2 separate regions of the Homo sapiens genome follow, and region 2 is linked to region 1. The links are chromatin loops, found by intact Hi-C in ENCODE. Cell type or tissue: HCT116. All regions are shown on one strand. Links, peaks and the distances in the headings refer to the core of each region. The heading gives the core; the rest is flanking DNA. Region 1 overlaps LOC107985962 (a long non-coding RNA gene). Region 2 has its middle 190 kb from the start of ATP5MC3.

Region 1 (8,345 bases), core at 335-8,334:
TAAAGTGTTATGCATGGGTCAGTAGTAAATAATAAAAATACTGGAGCAGTGGTTCTCCCAGCACGCAGCTGGAGATCTGAGAACGGGCAGACTGCCTCCTCAAATGGGTCCCTGACCCCTGACCCCCGAGCAGCCTAACTGGGAGGCACCCCCCAGCAGGCGCACACTGACACCTCACACGGCAGGGTATTCCAACAGACCTGCAGCTGAGGGTCCTGTCTGTTAGAAGGAAAACTAACAAACAGAAAGGACATCCACACCAAAAACCCATCTGTACATCACCATCATCAAAGACCAAAAGTAGATAAAACCACAAAGATGGGGAAAAAACAGAACAGAAAAACTGGAAACTCTAAAACACAGAGCGCCTCTCCTCCTCCAAAGGAACGCAGTTCCTCACCAGCAACGGAACAAAGCTGGATGGAGAATGACTTTGACGAGCTGAGAGAAGAAGGCTTCAGATGATCAAATTACTCTGAGCTACGGGAGGACATTCAAACCAAAGGCAAAGAAGTTGAAAAGTTTGAAAAAAATTTAGAAGAATGTATAACTAGAATAACCAATACAGAGAAGTGCTTAAAGGAGCTGATGGAGCTGAAAACCAAGGCTCGAGAACTACGTGAAGAATGCAGAAGCCTCAGGAGCCGATGCAATCAACTGGAAGAAAGGGTATCAGTGATGGAAGATGAAATGAATGAAATGAAGCGAGAAGGGAAGTTTAGAGAAAAAAGAATAAAAAGAAATGAGCAAAGCCTCCAAGAAATATGGGACTATGTGAAAAGACCAAATCTACGTCTGATTGGTGTACCTGAAAGTGATGGGGAGAATGGAACCAAGTTGGAAAACACTCTGCAGGATATTATCCAGGAGAACTTCCCCAATCTAGCAAGGCAGGCCAACGTTCAGATTCAGGAAATACAGAGAATGCCACAGAGATACTCCTCGAGAAGAGCAACTCCAAGACACATAATTATCAGATTCACCAAAGTTGAAATGAAGGAAAAAATGTTAAGGGCAGCCAGAGAGAAAGGTCGGATTACCCTCAAAGGGAAGCCCATCAGACTAACAGTGGATCTCTCGGCAGAAACCCTACAAGCCAGAAGAGAGTGGGGGCCAATATTCAACATTCTTAAAGAAAAGAATTTTCAACCCAGAATTTCATATCCAGACAAACTAAGCTTCATAAGTGAAGGAGAAATAAAATCCTTTACAGACAAGCAAATGCTGAGAGATTTTGTCACCACCAGGCCTGCCCTAAAAGAGCTCCTGAAGGAAGCGCTAAACATGGAAAGGAACAACCGGTACCAGCCGCTGCAAAATCAAGCCAAAATGTAAAGACCATCGAGACTAGGAAGAAACTGCATCAACTAACGAGCAAAATCACCAGCTAACATCATAATGACAGGATCAAATTCACACATAACAATATTAACTTTAAATGTAAATGGACTAAACGCTCCAATTAAAAGACACAGACTGGCAAATTGGATAAAGAGTCAAGACCCATCAGTGTGCTGTATTCAGGAAACCCATCTCACGTGCAGAGACACACATAGGCTCAAAATAAAAGGATGGAGGAAGATCTACCAAGCAAATGGAAAACAAAAAAAGGCAGGGGTTGCCATCCTAGTCTCTGATAAAACAGACTTTAAACCAACAAAGATCAAAAGAGACAAAGAAGGCCATTACATAATGGTAAAGGGATCAATTCAACAAGAAGAGCTAACTATCCTAAATATATATGCACCCAATACAGGAGCACCCAGATTCATAAAGCAAGTCCTGAGTGACCTACAAAGAGACTTAGACTCCCACACATTAATAATGGGAGACTTTAACACCCCACTGTCAACATTAGACAGATCAACGAGACAGAAAGTCAACAAGGATACCCAGGAATTGAACTCAGCTCTGCACCAAGCAGACCTAATAGACATCTACAGAACTCTCCACCCCAGATCAACAGAATATACATTTTTTTCAGCACCGCACCACACCTATTCCAAAATTGACCACATACTTGGAAGTAAAGCTCTCCTCAGCAAATGTAAAAGAACAGAGATTATAACAAACTATCTCTCAGACCACAGTGCAATCAAACTAGAACTCAGGATTAAGAATCTCACTCAAAACCGCTCAACTACATGGAAACTGAACATCCTGCTCCTGAATGACTACTGGGTACATAACGAAATGAAGGCAGAAATAAAGATGTTCTTTGAAACCAATGAGAACAAAGACACAACATACCAGAATCTCTGGGACGCATTCAAAGCAGTGTGTAGAGGGAAATTTATAGCACTAAATGCCCACAAGAGAAAGCAGGAAAGATCCAAAATTGACACCCTAACATCACAATTAAAAGAACTAGAAAAGCAAGAGCAAACACATTCAAAAGCTAGCAGAAGGCAAGAAATAACTAAAATCAGAGCAGAACTGAAGGAAACAGAGACACAAAAAACCCTTCAAAAAATTAATGAATCCAGGAGCTGGTTTTTTGAAAGGATCAACAAAATTGATAGACCACTAGCAAGACTAATAAAGAAAAAAAGAGAGAAGAATCAAATAGACACAATAAAAAATGATAAAGGGGATATCACCACCGATCCCACAGAAATACAAACTACCATCAGAGAATACTACAAACACCTCTACGCAAATAAACTAGAAAACCTAGAAGAAATGGATAAATTCCTCGACACATACACTCTCCCAAGACTAAACCAGGAAGAAGTTGAATCTCTGAATAGACCAATAACAGGATCTGAAATTGTGGCAATAATCAATAGCTTACCAACCAAAAAGAGTCCAGGACCAGATGGATTCACAGCCGAATTCTACCAGAGGTACAAGGAGGAACTGGTACCATTCCTTCTGAAACTATTCCAATTAATAGAAAAAGAGGGAATCCTCCCTAACTCATTTTATGAAGCCAGCATCATCCTGATACCAAAGCCGGGCAGAGACACAACCAAAAAAGAGAATTTTCGACCAATATCCTTGATGAACATTGATGCAAAAATCCTCAATAAAATACTGGCAAAACGAATCCAGCAGCACATCAAAAAGCTTATCCACCATGATCAAGTGGGCTTCATCCCTGGGATGCAAGGCTGGTTCAATATACGCAAATCAATAAATGTAATCCAGCATATAAACAGAGCCAAAGACAAAAACCACATGATTATCTCAATAGATGCAGAAAAAGCCTTTGAAAATAATAATAATAATAATAATAACAATATTGAAACACATATAACTCTATAAAGTAGGCTCTGTTTTTTTCTGATTTCAGATGAGGAAACTACAGCATGGGCAGGTAAATATGTTGATCAAGTTGACTTAGCTTTTAGGCCAATACTACTTAAATAGTTTGCTCTTTCTGTAGCATGAACTTAGATTTTTAGAAACAATTGTGGCCAGTAACACAATGGAAAGGCATCATCTACATTCCAAATCGACCAGACTAGAATTGTGTCCTGCTGTGTTGTGTTAGTGGTGCCATGTCAGTTCCCAATGATAGTGATTAACAGTAACATTTGGAGAAAGGACAGCAGTGGAGAGTGAGAATGTAGCTTTATCATTGTGAAGAGCTGAGACAGTAGCAAAAAGTTTCAGGATAGACTATCTGAGAAATGAGTGGGACTTGGATTTTGGCCACTCATTGATTCGTCCAGAAAATATTTAATGAACATTTACTGTGTGCCTGGCATGCTGTTCTCAACCGTGAGGACCATGGTGAGCACAACAGATGAAGCCCTTCCTGTAATGTAGATAACATGGCCTCCAAAGGTACTTCACACTAATAATTTTTACTTCCATTGTCTGAAAATTTAGTTGTTCACAATCCTCTGCTTTTGAGGATGTTCTTTCTGTGTTTCAGTTACTTCTCTAGGATTTTCTTCCTATAAACTAGTTTATCTTCTGATGCACAGAAAGGGACTATATTCGTGTGGTCTGTAAGATCAGGGGAGGAAATAGCTCTTGCAGGTTATTTAAAACGTGCATGAAGATATGCAGGCACGGCTTACACAGCCCTGGGCTTCAGCCCAAGAATGTGCTGATCATGTCCACAACTACAACTGCATAAAGACCCACATTAAAACAGTAATAACAGAGAAATGAAGGGGAAAAAAGTCACAGAGACAAAGCAGAAATGGTTCTTGAATTAAATCACTTTTATCTGAGCTCATTCGCTTAAGGATGCAATCAGCTCACTATTTCAGCAGCTTGGGACCTTAGAAATGTATTTCAAGATTAATTATAAAATGAATTCTTTAAAATGGAAAAATACACTACTTTCCTATTACTCTTAACAAGAGTCTAAGGTTAATGAAGCTTTGAGGCAGTTTAGTGGTTTGACTGCCACCTACTGTTCATTTTTTGCCATAACTCACATGTAGCTTGGGCAAGAGGTAAGAAAAATGCCTTGGGCAAACCATTTTGTAAAAAAGTATTTTAACATATGTGCTGTAATGTAACTATTTAAACATTTTAAGGGATTGAGAGAATGTGATTGATTCCATTTCAAATTACTGTATTTGTCATAGTAGTTTATGAGAGCCCAGTGGTTAAAAATGCAAATTATAAGGCATTCTAATATATATATACACACACATATATATATACACACATATATACATGTGTATATATATGCATGTATATATATGTATGCACAGGGCATTTCATTTAGTCCTGACAAAGCATTATACTTGAAATTTATAAAAATATGCCACAAACACAAATGCATCAACCTGAAAATATCATCTCATGAAGCTGGCATCTGATCTTTAAAACGGAAAAGAGATCTCCATCATCACACTTTTATGCTTACATGGCTTGTGAAGACTTCAAGAATATAAGCACTTATTCTGTCAAAATAAGGAGATCAAGTACTAGCCATCTCCAGCTAATTCAGAATGCCCCAGACTTTTGATAGAAATCTGTTCAGTTAACACTGCAGCAGTCATGATATTCTGTTAAATGCTTAAAGTTCAGAAGGCAGAATGGTTGTGCATTTTTTTCTCTCTATTATCTAAATTTCTTAATTCAGAGTAATAACTCATTTTCCGGATGTGACAATGCTATTTACTGTTTAAATATAGAATCTTGGTGGAAACTTTATAAACATGTCATTCCTAAGGCACATTTTAAAAAATGTCTACATGAGTCTATGTGAGTTATTTTATTTTTAAAATTGTACCTTTTCAAGCCTTTGTACTAAATTATGCATATAAAAAATTGCAAACTGTTTATGTGTTATTACTGATGTATTGTATATCTTTATATGCTTTTGTATTTACAAATATATTTGTAGATTGTTTCATTCATACTAAAATCTGCTTATATTTATTATATTTTTTAAAGCACAAAGAAAAAGTCACCTAGAATATTTTGGCATTGTTAAAATGTGCCTCCTGCTAAAACTATGTTGCAGTTTTCAGTATGAAATGGTGTCAATAAATTTCAACATTCTAGAATATCTTCAATTAACATTTCTTTTCTCTGCTAGGGACAGTTATAGAATAGTGGTAGCTTCATTTGTTAAGACAATCTTGATGAAAGAAAACATCAATATCCTCGTTCATTTTTTGCCATAATAGTATTTTTTTTCTGATGTATAAAATAGCCATCTTGGATTTCAGAATCACTGTTATTAGGCCTTTCTCTCTCTATATATAGTTTTCAGATAAATGCACATTGTTTAAAAATGTGTCCTTAGTGATGCCAATAATATAGATACAAAATGAAAGCTTTTCATGTGGATTTATTTACAGTGATGCTGATAAAATTTATAAAAATGATATAAGATGATATTAAGCAACATGAGCAAATTTGATCAAATATTCATTCTATAGCTTCCCCCTAAGTGATTCCATCCAATAACAATGACACTAATCCAAAGCCAAAGAAAAATAGTTTTACCTAAAATGTTGGCAAAGGAGCTGGAACAAATAGAATTAAGCTGACCTTTTAATAAATGTCTGTTTATTGATTTAAATTCACTTTTTTCTTTTTCTGAGCAATGCTGACGAGGCCTGTTAGAATACAAGCATGTATAATAACTTGGACACAACCATTTTTACTTCTTTTGTGTGTCATTACTGAAAGATTGAAGCAAGCTTCACCTAAGTGTAGTGATGCAAAAATAATAGTATCCCAGTCTGGCTGCGCAAGAGTGGAGGCAAACAAGAGCTTCATATTAAAGTGCCTTCTAGGTAGCTGACATGACGCATCTAGTCAGACGTAAATAATGACAGACGGAAACTATCATGAGGTCTGTGAAGCATCAACATACTGCTATCATTTTCTCTCTAACCTTGCCTTGCTAGCAGCTCTCAGCCTTACAGGCTGAGAGATCATTTAAAAAGCAAATCCTAATGACTCTGCCCACTGTAACAACAGTCAGCAAGATTGGCATCAATTTAGCTCAGTTTAGAAACTCAGAATAACAGCCATTGTTGACTTGCAACACCCTAAACTCCAGTTTTTCTCCACAAATCAACCCCGTCCCCAGTGCTACCCCTTCCCCATGGCTATTTCCATGCCTTGGAAAAAGATTCTCCTCGCTGGTAGGAAAATGGTTCATCTCAGTTACTCACTTGGCACTCCATATGTAATTTCTTAGGCTGCACTTATTTTTCTGGATGAGCCCATTTGGTACAAAATGCTTTAAACTTTCCCTCCCTCTTTTCATGCGACACACATTATTTTGTGTATATTATGTATGCACAGGGTAACAGTGGGTAAATAATATCCCAGTGTCCCTGTAGCTTAAGCCTAACATGGTTATGGTTCAGATAAACACGTCTGTACATAGCTGCCATAATCAATGTGGAATGGCAGAACAATTTTGCAGATGCAGTCCCAGGAAGAAAAAAAAAGAAAGCTGTCTTGTCCAGATTCAATAGAATCTATTCACCAAGAAAACCCGCGATAAAGCAGTTGCACGTTTTATTTGTTAAAACAGTGATGACTTTGCAAGCCGGAGGGAACTGAAGCTGATGTACAATAGGATAATAGCATTATCACTTTGCAAATCAGCATGTGGCTTTGCTTGGGTGCCAGCAGAAGGGCACGGGGGTTCTAAGAGCTCTAGCTGGCGAGTTGGAAAGGCAAGATCAAACTGCCTGGTTGTGAGTGAAAATGTATGAGGATAAATTGCCATGAGTCTCCTTCTGCTTGGTTAAAAACAGATTGCATATGTGTGTTTTCACTGAGGTGAATGGTTGGGCTTGGGTTTGTGTGTGAGTATGTGTGTGTCAGGGGCGGGGTGGTTAGGAAGCAGAATAATGGGGAGGCTCACAATAGCCCATCTTAATGGAGAGCTATTGATCTCGTTTCATAACACTTTAATCTCCACCTAAACATCTTACTTACCTTGTGTAAAAGAGATGCCAAGTTGAAATAAATATAAACACACAATATTTTAAGTACTTTTGAATTTTGCATGGTAATAAATATTAACGCAGTTTGTGACTCCCAAAGAAAATAGAAGGCACTTAATTCTGTTGTTGAAATCAGGTACTGTGCAGGTTGATTTCCCGAGGTGAAAATGAAAAATGCACTATTTGGACTAAAATTTAGATTTAATAAATAACTAATTTAGGATCTTGTTCTACATGCAAGGATATAATCACAAGGCATTTGTTTTTAAAAGGTTTCATTTATTCTTGTGAGCTTAATTATTGCAAGGAAACTGTGAGCAATTTGTTTTTTACCAGTGTCTGATTTCTGAGAATGGTTATTAAATATTAAATGGATGCATAATTCAGGCAATTAAGAAAGTAATCACACAAAGTAATGTAATGGAAGTTAATTATTACTGCATAAGCAAATAGTTCATTAATGCTAGTAGTTGCTATGGCTGCATTCTTAATACATGCAGAACTGAAGCATGAATCCTCTGTGTATTCAAGGAGCTGGTAGGAAGTGTGATGCTACACAGAGAGAGTGCCACTAATGAAAAACAGAAGCAAATAAGGCCATATTGACCCCTGACTTGTCTAAATAAGGTGGGATCATCATTACTTCAGAGAGTTTTATCGAAACCACGATTGCACTAGCTGCTTATAATTTTTTTGGTTGGTAACACAAACCACGACTTAAGCCAGGAGAAGCCAGGAGGAATTCAGCTTGTTAAAACAAAAATCATCAATTGTACCTCCTCTGTTTTGTTTTGTTGTTTAAAACCAACCTTTTTGTTAAATAGCTTAAGTCATCATTTGTAACTTAAAAGGACTCCATAGATCTTTTTATATATATAAAAGCATTCGAGCTGGTAACATATCTTATTTTGTCCTGCTGTTCAACCCCAAGTGAACATTTTGACATGTCTTTGCTAA
Region 2 (8,345 bases), core at 245-8,244, 320 kb after region 1:
GATAACAAGGAAGGGGAGTATTAAATAGTTTTGAAGTGTTTTATATCTCAGTTTTTTCTTCTTCCTTTTTTTTCTCCACCACCCTACCCCCAGCCCCACCAGGAGTGATTCTGAAGTTCTACTTTGCTTGCCAGCTCTGCACTGAGCTCTCACTTCCCAGCACTCATCAGGGATGATTACAAGCCACATTCCCTCAATAAAAGCAAATAAGGAAACAGCTTTCCTTTACCATACTGACCACATATGTGTGTAGTGAAAGTGGGAAGGAGAGACCATAATATATGTCCTAGCAACACAAAAGCACACCCTCCACTTTGCATACATATTTACCCAATTTCATCTAGAGGTCCCATGTGCTTCAATTGCTCATTTATTCTTCAACCTTAGATAAGGAGATGAGGGAGGGGGAGGGACAGACAGACCTATAGATGACAGATCTGTAGCCAATGTTGTTAGCATGCCAGATCTTATTACAGGACCATGGGAGGTCATGCACGCCACATCCAGACTCCATGGGGACCACCACATTTAAAACAAGATGAAAAAAATGTGATGTAGGGGAAAAAACCCTCATGGGCAGCCTTCAAAGGCAGAGACAGGTTGTGACTGGATTAACATTTATTGACTGTTTAAGCCTGCTTTTTTGCTTCAGGACAGAGATACATGAGTTTAATTGCAGAGGCTGTTCTGCCAACTGATCACCAGAGTGGCAACCAAAGCTTAACTAATCGGTCCTTCATTAGTGAAAAGTCTCTATTACAAAACAAATTAAGCATGCTCTGATCCTAACCTACAGGTCCAATGGCATTACGGCAAAGTTTAAGCTGTTAGAGCTGTGAAAAACTTATTAAGGGTTAGCGCTGAGATAGCACTTGGCTATTGATTTTACAATACACAGGTATTATGATTTATGGAGTGCTGGTGTCACTCTAACAAGCTGAAGGACACACAATATCATCTCCAGCATCATTAAAATTCAGAAGCCTCCAGAACTAACTCATCAACCATTGTGCATTGTCACAGACTACGGAGCCAGGCCCCAGCTTCAAAACGTCCGAAGCTTTGAGACAGTCACCTCCCTGCTTGCTTGGCAATCAGAAGTATAGACCGGCCCCTCAAAATGCTTTCAGTGCCTTCAATTAATAATCAGAGGCTATTTTCACCCTGAGTTGTCAAATATTTTGTTATTTAATTTTGCCTTTTAACATCCAGAAGTATTTTGTGCATATCTACTACACATCTGTTTAAAAAAGAAAGACTATACACCAAGGCAGTATATAATTCAGGCAAGGATCTAACTAAACCATGCCAAAAAAAAAAAAAAAAAGATTTTTTTTTTACACATAAAAAGCTGGCAGAAGTAGCTGTGGTAATCCATCAATAGATATTCAATGAGCACCAATTAGGTTCAAGTCATAGTAATAAGAGTTAATCATTATTAAGCATTTACTATATTCCAGAATTGTTCTGTCCTTTTATTTTATTAATACAGTTAATCCTCACAAAAACCTTTGAAATGAAAAGTAGTTTTTTATCTCCTTCTTACTGATAAAAATACAGAGACACAGAGAAGTTAAGTGTATAGCTGCCAGGCAGAATAGCCAATATTTCAAAGTGAGGCAGTTTGACTTCCAGGTGTTGTCTTGGGCCAATTCCTAAATGTAACAATCATTTCTATTAACAAAAGCTGCATCTTTTCAACTAACTTCAATATCGGTCAGTCTGCAATTTGAGGATGTTTCCAGTTAAATCGAATTTTAAAAATTGACCATTAGTTTTGTTGAAAAACTTTCCCATACAGTGTTATTGAAACACCCTTCAGTTATTTTCTGAGTTACGTAATCACAATGAGTATATTCTTTCAGAGCACCCATTTTCTGTGCCTTTAATCATTTTTGATACTTTCATTTATTTGTATCTTTCTACTTTGCATAAAATGATAGATAAATCAAAGACATAGTACTTTTTTCTTTTTTTCTTTTAACATCATTTCCCACTCCCAAACTCAAACTAAGCCCTATACTGAATTTTTTACAAGCATCTGTGGTATTTACAATCAATGTTGTCATAAACAAATTAAATTACAAACTTCTAACTTAGCTTTATGTATGTATTTTTCCATGACAATGTTTACCAAAGAGTGGAAATAGGCAAGTGATGTGTCTATATTGTATCTGAAGCTAAAGAATTTGGGGACTGGTGTAGCTGAAGAGTCTTCTTTCAAACCTCTCTCACCCGTAGGTTCTGGGGCCACAGAATATGGCCCTTGGAACAGTGTTATAATTTTATTATTGATTCGTGTTCAACTTTATAACGTCAGATAATTTCCTGTTTCATGTGCATAGTGAATCATTTTCTAAATTTCATTTGAGATTTCTTTTCCCATGCACTTCACACACATTATATCCCTATTAAAGATTGTTCCAATTCTTACTAGCCATTTTTACAACTTGAAAGGTTATTAGATTTCAAATTCTGCTTGTCATTTCCTCCCACTGTCCTGGTGTCTTTCATCATCTAAGTGCCCAAGAATATCATAGATGTTACAGATGGATAGCTGGCATCTATTTGCCTAGCCAATACTGAGTTAGGAAAATCTTCTCCTTTGTTATCTATCCACCCAAGCAGCTTTCCTCTGCTTCTCAATGTAACTTGCCAGTACCAAGGGGTCTCCATGGTTCTGATTATCTTTGGATCATGCTGGCCCTTTAACTCAAAGTGCACTTCCCTCCACTCTCCACCTATAAAATCACAATTCATTATTAGTGGTAGGAATCAACTGTTATCCCTTCCTGGAAACCTTCTGTGATTCCTTAAGTCAGAATTAATCACTCTACCCTCATTTGTTTCCCTGTGTTAGCAACTTAATTTTGACTGAATCAAAAGCCTCGCTGATAGGAAGTTGTATATGAAATCAGAGTTTTGCTCACGTGCAGTTTCGTTGTATTTACTCAACTATTCCCTGGGAGTTTAGAATCTTCCACAGTATTCATCTCTGATACTTTAGTCTTGTTTTCATGTCTTGCAAGTATTGTTTTCTGACCTTCAGCCCTTTTGGTATTCATTTAGTCAAATTTGTTGCTCGGTAGCTTTTATCTGTCTCACATAAACCATGAAATAGAATTTCTTGTGTCCATCGTGGTATTTCCTTTTAAAATATGCACCTCTTCTGAACTCCTTTGTCCCATGGGATATGCCTAAATGTGACTTCAGCCTCACTTTGATCCACAAGATCCTTAAGAGCTGGTGGAGACCTCAGCTATAAGCTTAATACAATCTCTCATCTTATGGATAAGAAACTAATCTGGGGAAGACAGAAGGGACTAACTCCAAGTCATCCTGCTAGTTAGGGTGACATAGATGGATTACCATCAGTGTCCTGTTTCTAAACCTGAGAAGAGCAAATTAACTACACCTAAATGCGGAAAAATAAAATCAACCATAATGGTGCTGGTCATGTGGAGTTTACTGAATAAGCCTTTACACAGCCATGGGCTCTCTCCCAGTGGGGTCATCTTGACAATCCTCCTAAGCTTCCTGACTTTGATTTCTAAAAATTAATACATATTCTATATTTGCCTGGGTTTCTTTCTATCCTCTCACAACCCTGACCTCTAAATTTATCTCACCTTCACCAACGCAGTCTCCATCCTCTGTAGCTTCCCCTATCCTCCTTTCTCAGGCAGAACAAGCCAACACATCTTACAAAGCTTCCACAGTTTCTGTACATAACTTCTCATTCCATGAACAGCCTCCAACTCTTCACACATGGAATGCTCTTCTCTCCAGCATAGCTCATCACAATCCTAAACTTCACAACGCATCTCAAAAGCCAACTCATTTTTCTGACCACATTCAACCTCCTCTCTTAGAATTAGTTGTTTAATTGGCTTCCTTTCACAGTACCTTGTTTTTGCCTCAGTGCTAACTCTTAGCCCAATCTGTTTTCTATTAGAATTTCTTTTTTATTTATCATTTACTAGACTGCACTCTCTGAAGAGAGCTATTTTCCTTTAGGCACTGAGTGACTTCACGAAGCATGGCCTAAATAAATGTTTGTTGAATAAATAAATGAATGATGAGAAAGGCATTTTGAATATCTGTTGCCTATTCTACACAAATAGATCTACCTAAAACTCCAGAAATGTCCTGTTAGTCAAGGCTTTTAAAATGTAATTTTTTTCTAGAATGGATGGCATAAAGGAATTCCATGATGCATAAAAACAAAGAATGTTATGACATGCTTTATATATTGTGAATCAGTATTGGTATTTCTAAATGTGACCTAAACTTTATATTCAATTATGATCAATTGTAATTTCTCTTTTTGGAGGGTAATTGCTCTTACCTTCTTTATCTGAGATGGCAGGGGGAGACAGTTTCAATACCTACAGTCTCACAAAAAATAAATAACTTCATAAAAACTACCATGAAGCAGCTTCATGGTTGATATTTAGAGTTTCAGCCCATTCCCAAAAGATTCCAATGAGGACAGAAAAAAATCATTCATTCCTCTAGCTGTTTCATCCAAACAAAGACACATATTTAAATATCAGGAAATACCACTGTAGCTGCCTGGATATTCTTTTTTCTCTTTGGGGCACAGTCAGATCAGGCAGATCATGTCCACACCATTAGGTCAAGGGTGTTCTCACACCAAACCTAGATGTGTCTTTGCTTCTCCTCATCACTTGTAACTTGTGACGTCACCCTTTCACTCCTTGAATAAATCCAGTATCAGCCCCAGCCCATATAAATCTGTTCTGCCCCTTTGCTTCTGTCTTCATGTACAGCATACTGTAAATAATCATAATGGAGTGGTGTAAATAGTTCTGTGGTACACTGGAGACCCCTATTGGTGAGACTCAGACAGTGAATTCGAAGCCCGACATCCTAGCGAACAGAACTGGATCCGCGTCTGCTGGGCTCCTTGGGGTTCCAGTAGAGCAGAAAGCGATGCCTTTAGCAATTTTTGCACATTGATTAATCAGTTTATGAAAGCAAATGTGTGTGTGTATTTACTGTACTTTGTGTTTGTATATGACATCACCAAATAAGAAGGCAGCACAAATGACAAAAAAAAAAAGTATGTGACCTCCTGTAATTTTAGGGCCATTCATTTTCAGTAGACAACACACAATAGGGATACATGCAGCATTGCTGTTATATAAATACATATTGATCAAAATATGGCAAAGCATTCACACAGTTCAAAACTCTGAGCGTTAGATAGTAAAACATATACTCCACATGTCCACTTTTAAAAACAATATCCTATGCTTTTCAAGATTTCTAAGATAGAGTTTAACACATAACTAGGTTTTTCAGGGCTCTTAAAAGGTACCTTGCTTAAACTAAGAGTTACTGGTTTAGAACCTCTGAATGTTTAAAATTCTGATTTCAAATTATAAAGGAAAAATTAATTTATAATAAAGAATTGACTACCTCTTAAACACCTCAGCACATTTTTCAATGTGCATATTGAAATTAGTCTGACAGCTTAAAAGATGAAAGAGCTACAGTTTATATTGTAAGTATAATGTAAAAGGTAGTAGAGAATGCCAAATGTACCATAAATCATTCATTTCAGGTGGTAGGATTGTCTGAGAATGTTATTTTGAATGTTGCCCAGTGTTTTTCCTCTTTATTTTCCACAGCTACCTTAAAAATAAATTTTGAAAAGACTAATGGCCGCGTGAATGAGCTATTTCAAATAGTTGCTTTAAAAACACTAAGAATTTCTACCCTGGCCACACGTTCTAAAGAAGCAAAACTCATCACTTACCAGATGAAAAATGCCTTTGTGCCTAGTCTTGAAATGTCCATATCCCTTAATTGGCATATTCATATAATATAAAAATAATTTAATAACATTAGACAAAAATAATGCTAATGGAAAAAAACCTAGAAAATAATTACAGACACAGTCAGTTCTTGATCACCTTTGTTACTGGTTTTGGTAATATTTTTATACTTGTTTTCTTCTCCATTTCTTTCAAACTAAATTGCTATTTCTTCTGCCTTCCTCCTACTTTCTCCCCGATACACACACAAACACACACACACACACACACACACACACAATCTCCTCCTCAAAATGCAATCTTTGCCTTGACTTTAGCTGAAGCTCCAAGCATAGGAGAGGTCCTGAGTGTAGAGCATAAAAATCTGATACCAGTGAGCTCAACATAAAATACAAAGTCCTGTTCACACACTATGATTATTTGATGATCATTTATTTCTTTGCTGCCCATACCAGCCTATCCTACATGCATGTGTAATTTATTTGTGTTGACTTCCTAATCTTATTTGAAATGGAGAAAATATTTTTATTCTGCTACATGCAACTGCTTCTAACTGCAAAGCTCAGACTTAATCCCTCAGGCTGAAGACTGAGAGGGGAGATGATTGGGAAAAGAATGTGGACTGTGGTCCTGTGAGATCTGAGCTCTCCCTTTAGGAAACACATTCATCTCCTTCTCTCTAAAGGTCCCAAGTGAATGTGGCCTAATAGAACCAGCACAGAAGCAGTGCATTTTTGGTGTAGAGTTCTGAGTGTGTGACTGGGGTGGGGGTGAGAGGATGGAATTTTAAAAAGGTCAGAAAGCTACAGGGCCTAGTGATGTAGACATCAGAGAAGGGAAACCCCTAAATTCTAATCCCAGCATCGTTGCCTCTGTCACCACCTTCCCTGGAGGGTTTTTTTTAAAGGTAGTTTTCTTGGAACATATGCACTGTCTTTACTGCTAGAGTTAATAACTGAATGATGATTTTTAAATACAGAGTGCTCGAGGCTACATTCTGTGATAACTTCCTGGGCCATCCAGCAATGCCCAACAAAGTACACTTCTGGAATGCACACTTGGAGCGAGATAATGATCCTACAAATAACAGACTTAATAACATTTCTACCACACTCTCTTGGCTCTTGACAACTGTTTTATCCAGCTCAGAGAGGTGCAGGATGAGTGCCCTGTACAGGCAGTATTTCTGCAAACTTTAATGATAAAAGGAAATAGTATTATAAGGAATAAAACCACTTTGTTCAGAGGAAAGAACAAAGGGCAAAAGTCAGAAAGTTCAAAGAACAAAATGATCCAAGCTCTGCCATAAGTGGATTTTATAACCTCTTTCTTTATTTTGTTTCTCCTCATCTATCGAGTGGGCATTATAATTCCTCCCCTGACTGTGTTATACATGAAAATCAAGGGAGATGATATATATAAAAGTGCTTTGAAAGGCTACAAGCCTCATCTCCATGTGTGGGATTATGATTATCCTTACTACTGTCAAAAAATGCCAATGCCGCTCAGTGCTATTAGCAAAATCCAATTCCTTTTGTTTGAATTTTGCCTATAGAAAGCAATAAAGTGGAATAAATATCCATTAGTCAGTAGTCAACATATATTGGAACAGCTGAAACACCAAATCTTTTTAGTCTGAAAGTAGAATGCTAAACTAATGTTATCTCAGGAGTTGTCGGGGGAACGAGGGGGAGGCATTGCTGAGTAGAGGTGGGGGGTAGATTGGGGAGACGCAGCTGCAATAGGGCAAAAAAAGCCTCTTTCTCCTCCCAAGAAAACGTCTCCACTAAATTCCATTCAATCTAATTACGCATAAGAGAAAAGTCAGGAAGAAGGGTCAGCTTGAACGGAGGCCTGTTATTGGTCAGCATTAAGATAATATTGATAGAAAACATAATGCAATACATTTTCCTCTGCCACACGTTTCTGAATAATAGCAATTTGCCCACTAGCTAACCACCTCAGCATAAACACTAGAATGCTCCTGCTGAGTCTCCGAAAGCCTACTTGTCTGCAAGTGCACAATATACAAGGAACATCACCATAAAGCTCTGTGCCACCGTTCAATGCAAACAGTCCTCAGGTCCTGCTGTGAGTTGGCACACCCCACTGGACAGCTGGAGACTGGAGAGGAGAAGCTGCTGCCAATAACACGTGACAAGGGATTTTCGAGCAATTTTCTGGAAACCAACAGTCCTGTGCTTTATTATTTCACAGGCAGATATTGCTATGAGCTACATAGAGATACATTATGGTGCAGTGTACTGTCTATTTATACCTGATATGATATACAATAAAACACTCCAACGCTTTCCCAATCCCATTTGTGAGCTCAAGCAAGGAAAAATAGGGAGACAATTTGCCACAGCCTTATGTTATGCCTAATATAATTTTGGAAATCAGCTATTGCCCCAAACAACATTTTATTACATGCATCAAAAAGATTTAACTTGCCAAGGGTCACATAAGTGTACTCAGAATGTGCTTCAAAGCTGAGAGATACTAGAGATAGACGGTTTATTGTACATCTCATTCCTTCCC

The links. Peaks named below come from ENCODE experiments on the same cell type or tissue, not always from the same donor. Only the 100,000 strongest peaks of a DNase experiment are listed, where the experiment ranks them.
Region 2: it touches region 1 in a loop (6-fold over the local background); 29 of 110 quality-filtered maps call a loop at or near these places.

What each region holds. Positions count from the first base shown.
Region 1 is chr2:175,686,336-175,694,680 of GRCh38, reverse strand. The region is part of intron 3 of LOC107985962 (a long non-coding RNA gene); the gene reads left to right. Among named protein-coding and RNA genes, the nearest start is that of LNPK, 310 kb to the left of the region's middle. In HCT116, for the core only: a CTCF peak has its summit at 4,371 (motif pointing left); a DNase peak (open chromatin) is centred at 4,400.
Region 2 is chr2:175,363,450-175,371,794 of GRCh38, reverse strand. No RefSeq gene overlaps it. Among named protein-coding and RNA genes, the nearest start is that of ATP5MC3, 190 kb to the right of the region's middle. In HCT116, for the core only: a CTCF peak has its summit at 4,852; a DNase peak (open chromatin) is centred at 4,844.